Linked DNA regions of Homo sapiens: region 2 is linked to region 1. Evidence: read pairs that join two places in POLR2A ChIA-PET (ENCODE). Cell type or tissue: PC-9. All regions are shown on one strand. Links, peaks and the distances in the headings refer to the core of each region. The heading gives the core; the rest is flanking DNA. Region 1 has its middle 93 kb from the start of LINC02239. Region 2 holds the start of CDH10 (cadherin 10).

The links. Peaks named below come from ENCODE experiments on the same cell type or tissue, not always from the same donor. Only the 100,000 strongest peaks of a DNase experiment are listed, where the experiment ranks them.
Region 2: POLR2A ChIA-PET joins it to region 1 with 10 read pairs; 2 of 35 experiments call an interaction of 5 or more read pairs at or near these places.

The regions. Positions count from the first base shown.
Region 1 is chr5:24,743,315-24,751,661 of GRCh38, reverse strand. It overlaps the pseudogene TRPC6P6. Among named protein-coding and RNA genes, the nearest start is that of LINC02239, 93 kb to the left of the region's middle. In PC-9, for the core only: no CTCF peak of the experiment used is centred there; no DNase peak of the experiment used is centred there.
Region 2 is chr5:24,643,844-24,652,190 of GRCh38, reverse strand. CDH10 (cadherin 10) reads left to right here and starts at 7,213. Exons shown (of 12, transcript NM_006727.5): 1 at 7,213-7,597. LOC124901174 (a long non-coding RNA gene) reads right to left here and starts at 7,482. Exons shown (of 2, transcript XR_007059125.1): 1 at 7,119-7,482; 2 at 6,677-6,880. RefSeq lists an enhancer at 6,921-7,516. In PC-9, for the core only: no CTCF peak of the experiment used is centred there; no DNase peak of the experiment used is centred there.

The DNA.
Region 1 (8,347 bases), core at 18-8,017:
TAGTGTAAAAGAGTCTTGGAACATGTTCGAGGTCCAAGGTCTAAAACCCCTTGTGGCCTTTGGAACACCAAGCTCTGTGCTAAAGGGTGGAAGGCTACCCTGATGCACCATAGTCTAAGCCCAGGGCATAAAATCCCTCATGGCTTGGATAGAATCCAGGATTTGTGGCTCTGGAATGTGTCTAGACTTGCTGGCTCCTTGCTCCTTGCTCTCCCAGGATCCATTGTGTCTTGAGTTAAAAGAACCTGCTCTCCATTATCTCAAGTAGCAGAGCAAATGCTAAACCATCACAGCTGTAAATCATGTGCTTAATACAATGCACCCATTGGACCTCCACATTCTCACCATATGTTTCTTTGTTGAATTACCAATAAATAACGTGGACTCCCAGAGCTCAGGGCCTTCACAGCCTCCACAATCGCAATGGCCCCCTGATGCCCACATTTCTCTCTCAAACTGTCTTTTTCTCAATCCTTTGACTCCACCGGACTTTGTCACCCACACGACCTGGTGTTGGGTCTGATCACACCAACATTCCTGGCTGCTCAATGTGGGGCGACAAAGACCTCGGTGAAGGAATGCAAGAGCACGTGAAAGTGAAGGATGCATCGTCAAAGGACACCCGAATGTCTAAAAGAAGCTCGGCGGGAAAGCTGAGCGCTCAGAAGAACCAGGGTAACAATGGGACAAAGTGAAAGCAGACATTCTGCTTGTTTAAATTTCTTAAGGCATTTATTACAAAGATGGGGAGTGAAAGTTGGTACTCAGAATTTGTTATCACTCTTTAGCGCAGTAAAGCAGTTTTGCCCATGGTTCCCAGAACAAGAGACTATGGAGTTGGATGAATGGGAGAGAATTGGCAGAGATTTTTAAAAAGCGTATAAAGATGGAGCAAAAATTCCAGTCTCAGTTTGGTCAATGTGGGAGCTAATAAAAGCAGCTCTTGAGCCATTTCAAACAGATGATGAGACAGATTCAGATGAGGAAGAGGTGGACGAGTGTAAAAAACTAACTTCAGATTCTGAATGTGAGGAATAGAAACTGGAGGAAGTTAAAGAAAAGAAAGGGAAACTAAAAATAGTGTGTTTTACTAGCCTGTTGGCTCCACCTGCTGAATTAAGTGAATGGCCACCTCCTCTCTCTCCCCTTAATGGGTGAGAAAATGAATTAGCTACATAACTTACCCCTCCTATAGCTGCAACATTAAAACCCGGAGCAATTGGTAGTACTAAGACCCAGTGGAATCTGAGGCTTGTTTATTCAGACAGCACCTCAATAAATTGAGGCATATCCGGCACAGCCAGTGCCCTTACAAACAGCAACAATTGTCTCCCGCTGTGGTAAGCAGTGCTGCCGTGGACCTTTGCAGTGCAGTTCCCATTTCCCTGCTTCTGGGGGAGCCACCCGAGATGGTCCCCAGGGGAGTTGGGGGACCATTTCCTTCAGGAACAGTAGGTCTATTACTTGAAAGATCTAGAGGTGTCACTGTGCATATGGGAATGATTGGTTCTTTTTATACCAGAGAAATTCAATTAGTTATTAGTTGCTCAACTCCATGGTCTGCTTCCCTAGAAGAAAGAATTGCTCAGTTGTTGACATAAAGCTGGGAAGCAGCACAGTGAAAAGAACAGGAGGCTTTGGTAGTACTAATCCAACAGGAAAGGCTATATATTGGGTTAATCAAGTGTCTGTACAAAAGACCTATTTGTACAGTAGACCTGCTGTTGGATGCTTACAGATGGACACACAGGCCTGGTTGGCAGTAGTCCCCGGAAAAAATAAATCATGGGTTGCTTTGCATAGTGCAAGTAAAGTCATCTTGAAGCTTCGGTTTCATGGTTAACCTGCCTCTGCAGATTTAATGAGCACATAGGCATGATATGGGCTGAATGTGTTCATTGTGGCGTTTGTGGCTTTTATGATGGGAATATTCAACCTCTAATCCTACTACATTGGTGAAAAACAAAATGAAGCCTTCACAACAGAGTTTTAAGACACTGTTCTGGGCTATCTTTGGACTTTCTGAAGTGAAATCAGTGGTCATCAACTATAACCACAAATTAATTGAAAACATTGGTTATGTTCTTTATGGAGTCCATAATGTTACAATGGTCATTGTTTTGCTAAAATTGCCATGATCAACAGTTTATTCCAGGAAATTGAGGATGACGCTGATGTGGAGTGGAAATTTGCAAGGGCCAAACTCTCATTTTCCTGCTTTGGGGAGGGGAGAGCACTTCCTGTTCCCTTCAATCTGGTGCCGGGTCCGAGGTCCCTGTTTTGTCTCTTGCTGAAGCTTAAAGGGTGGATTTCTGAGCTCTACCCAAGGTCATTAAAAAGGTTTCCAGGAAAGATGTAGAGATAAGTAAGTAAAGTAGAGACAAGTAAGTAAGTAGAGACAAGTAAGTAGAGCTAAGTATAAACAGAGATAGAGGTAAGTAGAGAGAGAGATAAGTAGAGAGAGAGAGGTAAGTAGAGAGAGGTAAGTAGAGAGAGAGAAGTAGAGAGATGAAGACTAGCAATATAAGGTCAGTGCCCTAAAGAGGTACAAAAGCAAAGACTAACAGAGATTTGCAGGGACAGACAAGAACATTCTGAATTATAGAAATTAGTTATGGCTCAAAGGGCAAATATAAAAGGAATAGAGAGGAGGGAGATAAGGATAAAAATGCTCTTTCTTTTCTCTCCAACAGAACCTGTGGGTCCTTTAACTAAACTTAATCAAAGGGTGGATGCATTGGTGTCTGCAGCTTTTGCTGATGCACAAACATTCCATTATTAAACTCATCTTAATGCCACAGGCCTTAGAAAAAGATGTGGTCACATAAAAAGAGCTGGGAAAAAGGAAAGATAATTATATGAGGAAGAGGATTTGTGTATGTCTCTCCAGGTGACAATCAGCTGCCTATGTGGGTGCCCACCAAACATCCGAAGATCTATCAGGAGCCACAGCATCTAGTGGACCCACCTGTACAGTGCGAATTGAAGGTTTGAAAAGCCTCGATTTGCTTTCCTTGTGCCTTCTCTTAGAAGGGGCCTGTTTCTCATTATCAGTAGCCTCCCAGCTACAGCCACAAGTTTTTGCTTCTGTTTCAGTAGATTTACTAATGTATGGGTGAGGGAATGCTTGTATTTTTGCAGGAGATGAATGAACCGTGAGGATGCCCTCAAGATGTGTATGACCACGGAACAGGAGACTGGAGGGACCCATGGATCCCAACCATGGACCGGGTTCCCCCAGTATGAGCCATAAGCCAGTTGAATCTGAATGCGAAGATGGAACAAAGACCAACCAGAGTCACGATGCTTAATGGACCAATGCTTTCTGACTCAGCTCCTCTCTACCCTGAATATAAGAGACCCTAATAGTTAGGCAGGACTATCATCACCCCTATTCAGCATGAAGAAGTTACAGAAGACGGACCTTCATCCTTCTGCAACCCCTAGGATTAGGGGTCCTCTTGTAAAAGGGAAAGGGGAGATATGTGGAAAGCACTCAAACCAGAGTGACTCCAGTTTGAATAAGGGCTAAGAAAAATGAAGCTGGATCACCAACCGGCAATTAAGGGCTGCACAGCCTGCAATTGCCTTGCTCAATTAAAAGAGGTTACCTTTTATGCTAGTAATAACGATACCTTCTCTTTTACAAAAAAAGAGAAGGGGGGCATGTTGGGAAAATCTGAGTGTTGGGAGAAGCTGAGGCAGGGCTTGCATGTCTGACATAATGTAAAAGACTCTTGGAACATGTCCGGGGCCCAGGGTCTGAAACCCCTTGTGGCCTTTGGAACACCAAGCTCTGTGCTAAGGGGTGGAAGGCTACCCTGATGCACCATCATCTAAGCCCAGGGCATAAAATCCATTGTGGCTTGGACAGAATCCGGGGCTTGTGGCTCTGGAATGTGTGTAGACTTGGTGGCTCCTTGCTTCTTGCTCTCCCAGGATCCATTGTATGTTGAGTTAAAAGAACCTGCTCTCCATTATCAAGTAGCAGAGCAAGTGTGAAACCATCACAGCTGTAAATCATGTGCTTAATGCAATGCACCCGTTCGACCTCCACGTTCTCACCACCTGTTTCTCTGTTGGATTACCAATAAATAACGTGGGCTCCCAGAGCTCAGGGCCTTTGCAGCCTCCACAGACACGATGGCCCCCTGGTGCCCACTTTAATTCTCAAACTGTCTTTTTCTCAATCCTTTGACTCCGACAGACTTTGTCACCCCCATGACCTGGTGTTGGGTCTGATCACCCCAATAAGAAAACCCCATTGTCTCAGGCCAAAATCTCCTTAAGCTGATGAGCAACTTCAGCAAAGTCTAAGGATAAAAAATAAATATACAAAACCCACAAGCATTCCTGGAATACACACAAGTAATAGACAAATAGCCAAATTATGAGTGAACTCCCATTCACAATTGCTACAAAAAGAATAAAATACCTAGGAATCCAACTCACAAGGGATGTGAAGGACCCCTTCAAGGAGAACTACAAACCTCTGCTCAACAAAATAAGAGAGGACACAAACAAAAGGAAAAACATTCCATGCTCATAGATAGGAGAATCAATATCATGAAAATGGTGATACTGCCCAAAGTAATTTACAGATTCAATATATGTACATATTTTTAATAGGACATTGAATTTTTTTTAAAAAAAGGAAACCCCAAACTAGTATATAATATCAATTACTTATGTGATATTTATACATAAGTGTTGAATAGCTTATTAAAATATAATAAAGTCAAATTTACAATAAGTGAAGAAAATTATTTTTAAAACAAATTCTATAACAAAATAATTCCAAAAGACAAATTATTTTAATATTTTGCACATTTCCTTATTGTTTCCCCACCTCATCCAAATTGTTAGCCATCTATGTTTCCTAATATCTGATTCTTGGAGTACTTGGTTTGAAATTTGTAGCCATAACTTCTTTTCTCTTCTAATTTATATCTAGGTGAATTCTGTGTAAACATCAAAAACATATTTAAAAAGAAAGAGTATTTGTAGAACAAATAGAAAAATAATTCACAATGATAATCCTCCATAGATAAAGCAGCCTAATTTTAGTTCAAACTGGGAATCTATTTGCAAATCAAATGTCACAAATTATAAGATTTGTAAATACTCTCGTCATATATTCTTATACTAAAGGGAATTTCTAAATGAAAAATTTATACTTATAGTGATTTTGAATTAGTTAGCAGTACACACGATATTATATAATTATTTCTTACTGAATACAAAATGCTAATGTACCTACTTGAAGGGCATACATAAATCCCAGTAGTTCATCTCTAAAATCATCTATAATATGCTCACTTTTAATTGTAAATTATTAGTTTAAATGTTACTTTCTACAGTAGATTTAAATTCCCACTTGTTATCTATAATTGTTATCATAGAAGACTTCTGTTTTACATATGAATCTCATTTTTTATTATGGTCTTTACTATATTACACTAACATAGTAAATATTGCTTTTAATAAAATATATCGTGACGTGGTCATCTTACATTTAAAATATTGTAATGATAGTTTAAAAATGACATAAATAAGATCTATTCAGTTGATTATAAAATAAATTCAAGATTTTATCACATGTACCTCAATTTATGGATACAATCTAAATTGTTTCTAGAATGTTTCTTGGTCAATTATACCTAATAATTTTACTTATATCATTTAACACTTCTATACTACCCTAAAAGATTTTCATATAATCAGTGAAAATTAGTGGTGATATTTAAAGGTTATGCTGAGTTATATAAACTATATTTTTTAAATTAAAGCTTCAAATAGGCAAAATAAATTGGTAACATAATTTGTTTTGTATTTTCTTGTTTCAACTATATATATTTATGAAAATAACATTAACAATTCCCCATGGAATATATGCAGTATCCTTAATAATTCAAAGTGTGTCTAGCAAAAGTAAGTTCTATACAAGTGTCTATTAAATATTAAATTCAATGAATGCATTTCTATACTTTCTGTTGTTGTAAAATAATATGTACTAGCTATGGGCACTGATTCAAAAGAAGTAAAAGCTGAACTAGGAAAAGGTTTTTTGTTGATAAATCTTAATGGCTAATCTGTAGAGAGCTTTGAATAGGTTCTGATGGTGTATAAGGTTGAAATAGACTCCACACTCTTAGAATGTAAACTCTAGAAATGAAAATTATGCTCATATGCAAGTCATTGTATAACACAATATTAAATATAAGGTTAATGGTACAAGAACAAATGTTATTATGTGGTTTTAGAAGAAGATTTCCTTCCAGCTGTGTAAATTAGAAAATGATTTGACCTCAGGCTTTCATAAACATAAAATAGACAAGTGGAGTAACTCAAGTAGTGTACGGTGAACAATTTAATTGGCTTGTAGTTGGAAGCAAAATAAAGCAGAGATTATGTAGCAAAAAAAATTAGGTCAGACAAGATGGGAAAAGTCGTCTTGAGGACACATAATCCTGGGGCTTATATTAAAATTAAGTTAATTTCATTTGGTATATAATGAAGCCATTTAAAAAGATTTTATGTAAAATGTAACAATTTTTATGGCTTTGGGAATATTAATCTGGCAGCATTTTGTCATCCAAATGGAACAAGAGGCGAGAAGTCTATTGAAGTTTAATGCAATAGTTCAGGGAAGAGGCAGTTTAAGTACACTTGAAATAAAGTGATGCCAGTAGGACTGCAGAAAAAGAAAAGAGGATAGTGAGTACAAAAGTGTTAATAAAAGACACAAGAATTAGAGGCAAAGAAGAAGGTTTAAAAGAGCCATGACTTCATTCTAGAAATGTTGTATGGAGGTGCCACAAAAATATCCAGATCCAGTACTGAGCAGTAGTGTGGAAATGCTGAACACTAATCAGGCAAATGGTCGAACATCTACACCTGTTGTTAAAATTTTATTTTTGTCAATTACCGAATCAGAACTTGAAAAAGTAAAGATTTTAACTATCTACATTGGAAGTCCCTGAGATGCTTACTAAAATGTGGATTTCAAAGCCATCCCCTAAACTACTAAATCAAAACATGTGATTAAATTCACTAACCTTATAACCTTATTTTATTTCTTCATACTGGTGCTATCATTAAATTCTACATATTAATTTTGGGCTAAAATATAGATGTCTTTTATAATAATGAATAAAAATTATAACAGTAAAGATGTATTTTTGAACACATCATTTAACCCTGATGTTTCAAGAGAACTTTACTATAGGTTAATTTAGTCACAGTAATACATAGGACCACGTAATAGTTAAATTATTTTAAATGGCAATGGAAATTTGTGGATTAATAGATACAAGGATAGCATCTTCATCTGTAATTGCTTACCTGTAGTCAATGTTATTAATGACTAATTTGGATTTTAAAACAAAAATATACAAATAATTAGCTTGTACTCTTATCTGTTCCAATACCCTTCTTTCAATATATATTTTCCTCATATTTTAATAAATTTATTTTCTGTTTTGATTAAATTATAAGCTCATTGAAGTCATAGTACACTCATTTTATATTTCTATCATATACTACATGGATTTAAAGTTGTGTAGAACCATCAAAACTGTTGTGAAACTCTTTAGCGTATTAAAATAGTTTTAATGAAACTTTATTAAATTGAGAAGCATCTATAAATAAAAACTACAGGCAAAGATTCTAGAAAAGAGTTATGTTTTTTCCTTGGTTAGTTTCTCAACAATTTACATATTATTTTAGATAAAGAATGTAATAAATGTGAGGGAATTTGGAGAAATGTAATTACCTGTATTGGGGACATAATATTTCTGTCTTTACATGCCTTCATGAACAGACAATTTTGTGTAAGACAGTCTGAAAGTGGACCTATTAAAATTAAGTTTAATCGTTTTACATAGAGGTAGAATAAAAAGACAAGGTATGAAGATATAGGAGACAAGACTAAACCTATTACAATTATAAACTATTTGAGTAGCCAGCATTTTTTAATAGCATTGATAAAGTGATTGTGGACCAGATCACTAGATACTGAATAACATGACCATAGTATGTTCATATAGGTGTAGTTCAACAAAGCGGGCCCCAAGGCCTAGAGACCTATTTTGCTGAGAACCGTACCAGATCACGCTGAACTTGTTTTAGTACTGATGTAATAAAGAGAAACTTGATGGGATTGAAGAGCAACTTGTAGGGATTTTTTAAGGAGAAAATTAGCTATGCCAGAGTGCATGTAGGCAGAATCAGAAACATAATGAATCTGGAAAGATGTTTGCCATATGGAGATAAAAAAAAAATGACATTTTCCTAAAAATAGAATTTATGTACCAATCTAGATCCAGATCTGGAATTAGTTGAATCA
Region 2 (8,347 bases), core at 305-8,304, 100 kb after region 1:
ACATGACTGTCCATCCGGACCAAGGCAAGGTAAAATCTCAGCGCTCTGTTGAACACTCTGAGCTGTTCCTACTCCCACTAGAGATGTAGAAGTTGATTGCAAGGGCCAGGATGGGGGCCAATTGTCTTTAGATCTTACTGATACATCAGCTCCCATATCCATAAGCTCACAAAATTTCTTTCCTTTAATTTGAAATACACAGATGGGTCTATTAGAGGCTATGGGTTGGGATAGATAGATTTCCTGTGTAGTTGTGCTCCCAAATCCTTTATTTTCTCATTTCACCTTTCATGGAGAAGACTAGAATTTGCAGGGAATAAGCAATAATTGAGCAACATATTCTCTCGGTTCAAAAATCCAAAGATCTTGTGACATTAAAACTACTTGAATGTCTCCTGCATAATTGGAGTCAATCACTCCTGGGAATACAGTAATGCTTTGCAAGTTAAGGCAGACTTGCCTAAAACTAATCCCATATATTCTGTTGGTAAAGGTCCCCAAATGCCAGTAGGAACTTTGATAGGTTTGTCTCCACCAACTAACGGGATTCTTTCTCTGGCAGGTAGATCTAATCCTGCACTTCCTGGTGTTCCTGGGGTGAAGGAATCGATGTGCCTCCGGGAACCCAGCCCTGAAATGGGGTTGAGAGCTGGACTGGGAACGCCCCTGTCTCGTTTTCCAGCAGGGGGGTGCCGTTTTGATGAAATTTTGAGTGGCACTGATTAGCCCAGTGATTTCCTTTGTTACAGCAAGGACAAAGTCCTTGCGTTTTTTTTCTGCTGGGTGGGGCACTGCATTGTAAGGTCCTTTCTGTCCTGAGATCTGGTGGCATTCCTTTATAAAAGCTTTTCCACAATTATAACATTTTCTCATTTTAGGGTTGGATCCTTGGCTCCTTTTAGATTTGTCAACTGCTAAATTAGCCATTGCTTGTGCTAACATTGCAGAGCCATGAAGCTCAGTTCCTACATCTTGACAAGCTCTGAGAAAATTTCCCAAGTTTTTTGTATGCCTCACCAGTGCCAGTGCATGTTTACAATCCGCATTTGCATTCTTAAAAGCTAGAGTTAAGGTTAGCATTTCTGCAGCCGCCTCTTGTAATCTTGACACTTCACTGCCTCTTGTAATCTTGCAAGAAATTGCATATAGGTTCCTGCGACCGTTGTATGATATGTTAAAAGGATTTTACTGGGACTCGCTCTTCAGGAATTGTGGCCCAGGCACGTTTAGCGGCCTGTGCACACTGCTGATGAGCAGTGTCTGCAAGTGCCATTTGACGTTCCAGGTCTGAATAAGGGCCATTACCTAACAGCATATCCTCTGTAATGTCTGTGTGTCCAGCAACATGGTTCTGTTTAGCCTGGTCTGCACACATTTCTTGCCAATTTAAATTCCATGTCAGATATGCACTAGCGGACAAGCAAGTTCATGCCAAGTATCTCACATCAAAGGGTAAAAATGCATAGCACCAAACACAGATTCTAGCAATCCTAAGGTGAATGGGCTCTGTATGCCATTATTTACCACAGTCGCTTTTAATTCCTTCAACAACTTAAACTCTAGCGGAGTGTGTTCATGAATAACCTGCTGTGGATTGTTTGGATTAGGCCTTACGGAAATAGGAAAAGCGTGAGGTCCTAAGGGCTCTCCAGCTATGACAGCAGAGCGTAAAATTATTTGTATTGGGGTTTCTATTTCTGCTACCGAAGGAGGCGGTACAGATGTTTCTACAAATGGAGAAGGTGGTATAGGCCAATTTTTATCCTCCCTTTCCTGTTTTTTATTTTCAGTTGGAGCTGTGGGTGGAACAACAGATTCTTTCTTTCTTTCTTTTTTTTTTTTTTTTTTTTTTTTTTTTTTGAGATGGAATCTCGCTCTGTCACCAGGCTGGGGTGCCCTGGTGCAATCTGGGCTCACTGCAACCTCCACCTCTCAGGTTCAAGCGACTCTCCTGCCTCAGCCTCCCGAGTAGCTGGGACTACAGGCACATGCTATGACACCGAGCTAATTTTTGTATTTTTAGTAGAGACGGGGTTTCACCATGTTGGCCATGATGGTCTCGATCTCTTGACCTCGTGATCCGCCCTCCTCAGCATCCCAAACGGCTGGGATTACAGGTGTGAGCCACCACACCTGGCCGATTCTTTCAGATTTTTAGACTCAGCCTGCTGTCCAGCAGAATAATAAGGAGATAATGGCAGAAGTACAGTACGAACTAAACTCCAAGTGGAGAAAACAGAAGAGTCAACTTTATGAGGCAAAAGAGAAAGTGAGAAGTGGGGTGGAAGAAGGGGTCAGCTGCTCAGTCTAGAGTAGGCTTGTGAGACTGTATTCTCTAGATGTCGCAGTAGATAACCTCAGCACCAGGGAGTGATGGCCTCCAGCAAACCTTCTGTTGGCAGGAGCAGTCCTGAGTTTGCTCAAATCCTGCATTCATGATAAACAGTTTGCTGTTTGATCATACAGCCTCCAGTGGAATGCTGAGTTGGTCACGTCCCAGGGGCCTTTGGGCCTTCGGCTCCCTGCAGTTAGATAAGGGAAGTTCCAGAGAGAACACTTGAGGGGAAGAAACAAGAGAAGGTGAAGAAGTCCTTGCTTCTGAGGCAGTTTCTAAGGCCTTTCAATTTCCTTTAATTGAAACATGCTCAGTACACCAAAGCACCATACTTTGAGGTATTGTTCTCTGCGTTCCCAAAAAAGTCAAGAAAGCAAGCAGTAACCTTTATACCTAAAGCACAGAGAGCATAGTAACTTCTAAAGAGAAGGGGCATGAGACAAAAATAAATTTAAGATCATATGTTCTTTAATTAACTATTGATTGTCAGAATGATTACATTTTTTAAAACATAGCTAACTATTTGACACTTCATTTTTTTCTCAGGATTGATTCTCCCTTTTTCCACCCTCAAGTTATAGGACTTTTGAAATGTTGAGATATGATTAAGTAGAAAAATATCAGTAACAGTTCAGTTGCAGATAACAGAAACCGCTCTCACTATTTTAGACAAATAACAATTTAATTTTGAATGATGTGTGGTTAACAACCTAAGTAGAAAGAGAGGGACTAGGTGAAGATCAAAGTACTTCTAGCTCCCAGGATCACACATTCATTGTCCTGGTTCAAAAAGCTCCCAGGCCGGGGCGCAGAGGCTCACATCTGTAATCACAGCACTTTGGAAGGCCCAGGCAGGCGGATCACGAGGTCAGGAGTCTGAGACCAGCGTGGCCAACACAGTGAAACCCTGTCTCTATAAAAAAATACAAGAATTAGCTGGGCACGGTGGCAGGCACCTGTAATCCCAGCTACTCAGGAGGCTGAGGCGGAGAATCACTTGAACCCAGGAGGCAGAGGTTGCAGTAAGCTGAGATCATGCCACTGCACTCCAACCTGGGTGACAGAACTAGACTCCGTCCCCCCCTCCCAAAAAAAAAGCTCCCAATACTGCCCCCAGATTATGGTAACTGCAAAACCATGCTTCCTCAGCTACTATGGTAGTGAAATAAATACCTTGCATCTTGCCTTTCTGCTTATTTAACTCTGTTTCTAATTAAAGATGATGAGGGCATCTGAAAAACTGAATATGAATCACCCTCCACTCCTACCTCAAACACTAGCTGTAAGGAAAATGTGATTTTTAATTTTCCAAGTCTGTACAGTCCTTTAAGGCAGACTAGAAGGAGTTTAGCAAAAATGTTGTCAAACAGACTATGACAAATTATTATTCTGCCAACATATTTATGGAGAGTGAAGCAATGTGGACACTCTTTACTTTTGTTTCATAGACTTAGTGAGATAACTAGGTTTCAGTAACTTCCTAACAGAAAATGGAAATTGATATTATTTTTCATAACATTCAAAGAAACCGAGGAAAGGGTGGCTAAGAAGCTAGTGTTTTAAAATAAGCACATAGCTGCTCAGCAAGTAAAGTCTTGTGCAGTTAAGCTTATTGTTTAGCAACAGCATGACAACTTCTAGGCATGTAATAGTTTCATACAAAATGGAAGGTTGTTTCATTTAATTGATTTTACTCAAATTGGATCTTTCACATTTGCAATGAAGAGATCAGCCGTCATTGAGTCCCATTATTATATTAATAATAGAATGCTTTCAAATTTTCTTAGTGCTGTATGATTGTAGTAAGGTATTTTCTGTGCAATTTCCTATTTAGTTTTAAAAGTTGTATATAGAAATATATTTGCAAAAGTTTTCATTAACTTTTATTTGCTTGTAGTTGATATATGGCCTCTCCTCATATTAAAGGACATTTCTGCGAGATATTGACCCATTCATTTCATTGAGAGTTTACTGTCCCTTTTACATTTCATTTATTCATTTCACTTCCCACGTGCTACCAGTTTCCTGATATTGGTAACAACAGGAAAACCCTATCTAATTCACAAGACTATTTCACATAAGATTTGGAGGGAAAATTATAAAGAAATAGAAAAACTTGCAGAATCCTAAGTTAACTCATTTATATTGTGAAATAAAGAAAATGAAAAATAATATTGTTTAATAAAACAAAACCCATTGTCAGAAGTTTTACATTTTAGTCAATGTTCTGTTTATTCTTTATTTTAATTTTAATTACTAGGGCGTATATTCGATAGGATGGCATTTGATCTCAGATATAGAGTCTTTCTAAGATGAGCATTAAGAAAAATGTGAATGGGTTTAATTCATTTATTGTTCAAATGTTTTCCTCTTCATTCTCTCACATCTATAACTAGATCCCCTGAACTTTGGAATACATGGATGCTTTGCCTATTATTTATTAATTATATTACTTGATCAAAAAAAGAAAAAATGCAATAACTGACAATTGTTTCATAAATGTTAAAATATTATTAACGTTATTTTGTATAGATACCTTTCACTAGCATTATAACATAATTTTAATTTTAAACTAGAATAAAAATTTGCTTTTCTCCAAAAAAGTACATTATACCAAATATACTACTCTATAATACATGAATATAATAGACAATCCTGCTGTTTGTACCCAATTCTGTCACCTCCCTAATAGCACCAGTGACTTTAGCTGGGCAAATAGTGAGAGTAAATACCACATCCCCAGCCTCCCTAGCAACAATGTGTGACCAAGTGTCTAAATTCCACCCAATGAGATCATGAAAGTGACATGTACATGTTCAGGGTCACATTTTTCAAAGGACGGGAGCAACTTTCTCTTGTTCCTTTTATTCCTTTTTCTAGAAGGTAGATGTGTGGTGATCTCTCCTGGATCATATAAATGAGTTCAATTCCTTAAAAACATTGAGCATCAAGACAGAAGGAAGCTGAGTTTCTGATGACTAGACAGGGCAGAATAAACACACCAACCAAAAACCTATGTAAGAGAAGCATAAACTATATAATTCAGAAAATGTTATTTTGGGAATACATCATTTCAACATGTATTCTAATTAATAAAATAGCAATTTACCTCAGATCTTAGCCTTTGGTTATTTTCTCGACCCATTTAAATGTAACCCCCAAATTCTTCACATTATGTAGTCATACATTTTGAAATTAGCACTAAACAAACATATGGAAATAGTTAATTTAATAAGAGAACAATGTGTGTGTGTGTACCTAACCTGCTGCATTTAATTAAATATTATAAATTTCTCTTGATAGCTAATTTAACATGTCAATAACAGTATTATATTGAATACACACATATACCAGGCAAACACAAATACACACAAATATACGTATCAGAGGTAAAAAACTGAATATCTATTTTCACTTGACTCTGAAATTAAGGCACCCTGTCGAAGAAAACATACAAAACATAACAAAAACTATGGGCAAATGATACGGTGATAATTCAGAATTCTAGCTCTATTATTATCAAACTTTAGAGGGGCCATAAAATTTTCCTGATCTTAATGCCATCGTCTGTAAAATTAAGAGTTTCAAAAGTCCATTTCTGCTCTAAATGTCATTTAGCTGTTCAGCTCAGTGGAAATGTTTGGTGTTTTCAAATATAAAACTAATTGGTAAAATTCATCATATAATAACACTGTGATACATTAAAACCTTTTTGGAATCTAATTTTGAATCTCCCTCTCACTTCTTTTTTGCCCCTCAGATTGAGTTTCTTCCTTTTTCATTGTGCTGATTATGTAAGGGGCCTGTTGACTGTTAGAATGATCAAACAGGTACAGAGGAGGCAGTATGGCAACCGGAAACAATACTAAACTGGAAGTAGGAGTGTGGTATTACAGCTTTGACCCCGCCTCCAGTTAGTCCTGTGACAATTTAACATTCTGAGCATTTTTATCTGCTAAAGAAATAATAATAATAACAGCCCAAAATGATCTTCGTAATTTCTCCTCTAGCTTTAAAACTATAATTGACATATATGTATTTATATGCATATATGTATGTATATGTGTATATAATTTATTTATGGATGGCACTTTAAAAGGAATCTACCTGTAGCCGGAAAAATGCAAAGATGTTAATTACTTTGTGGAGCTATACTGACATCCTTTGGTAAGGTTTGGTTGATTGCAATTTGATGTGGAGATTGATAAATAGCGAGACAGTTAGATGTTTAAGTAGATAGAACAATCCAAATGTATTTACATCTGTCCACACACTCATTTGGGTATGAAACCCGTATTTATGAGAAAAAACAACGTTAAAAAGAAAAAAAAGGAGACTGTGTCAAGTTCAAAGTCTAAATATTTTAATAACACTAATTACATATTTACATTTTTAATAAAATATTTTATCTATAAAGTATTAAAATGCAAAGATTAGGCAGAGAAGACTGGCTCGCGGACATTCCAAAATGATGAGCGAGGTATGCACTCCTGTGACAATAAGCAACAAGAGAAGGGATTTGGAAAATCAAGCCGAGAAAGTTCCCTGAAAGCAAAAAATAAACATTTAAAATCACAACGAAAAATCACTCTGGTAACATATCAAATCTGGTTGCAATTTGACTTGGCGCTCTGATAATACTTGGATTTCGGTAGTCTGGTGTAAGGACGGTGCAGGAATATATATTCCAGAAGAACTATCTTTTTTTAAAAAAAATTGCAAGAAGCAGTCCTGTTCCTGAGATTGTATTACGGACACAGGCGGATTAGATTGGGCTGATTACCTTAGCCTTGAAACAGAGAGTCTTTCTGCCCTGCGGGGGAGGGGACGCCTTTCAAGCAAAGCCCTCCTCTCGGATGCGCCCTCCCCTCGCATTCACTTGCAAATCGCTGTGTGCTCGCAGAAGCCAGCACTTCCACAGTCTCTAACCTTCCCATGGCGAGTGCTGCAGCTCTATCAGCAGAACCTTTCTCTCCGTGTGAGGAAGAGCTTTTTTCCCCCCTTTCCTTTTTTTTTTTTTTCCTTTCCCCTTAATCAGAAGCACTGAATGAAAGCCAATCAGAGAGAGCTCGCCCCCGTTTTCTTCGGTTCCCTGCTGTCCAGAGTTAAAAGTGATGCTGAGAAAGAGCTTGAGTTAGATTGAAGTAGAATCAGTGATAGAAAATAACAGCCGAAAACAAACAAAAAGGGGACATAGTGACAATTTCTCCTGGGTTATTTTGGCTGGAACCAACTTCCATTATCCAGAAGCTGATAAAAAAGGTAGGAAGACTTCACCTCTTTCTTTTAACTCCGTTAAGGTATTATATATTCCTCCACTTGAGGGGTGGGGGGGGAGAGGGAGGAGATAAATGTTTGTTTTTAAGTTGTGTTTAGCAATTATTTCAAAATAATTATCTTTAATACTTAAATAAGCATACAACTCTATATATTTAATTCTAGAAACAACTGCTTCGAATATCTATATAGGCAATGTAAAGCTGGATAAATTATATATTATGCTCAACAGTGGGTCATGATATTAGAGTTTGTGAATTCATTCACTTGGAACAAATGCTAAAAAATATGTTATGAAGTGAATTTGTCATGCCCAGACTTGTTCATTTTTATTTTAAAAATCAGTTCAAGAGATAACATTGTTACTGTGAACTCTAACATCATCTAACATTACTTTGCATTCCATATGAATGGATTCACTCTGCACTTATTCGTAGTCATAGTTCATTGTACGTTCAATATAAACAGAAATGACAGGCAGAAGACAGATTCCTTGAAACTGTCAATGGTCACTAAGCATCTACATAAATACAATAGATTGACATTCATCAGAAATAGAATAGGCAGAATTCTTATTTTCAATTTTATATCTGAGTCAGAAGTATTGGGGGGAGAGAGGTAAAGAGAGGGAGAGTAAATGCATGTAGTCAGCAGTTGCAGCATTTATTGTTTCTGCTGCAATAAAATCCATATTTTATGTGTTGTTAAATTAATGCAGCATATTGCAAGTATAAA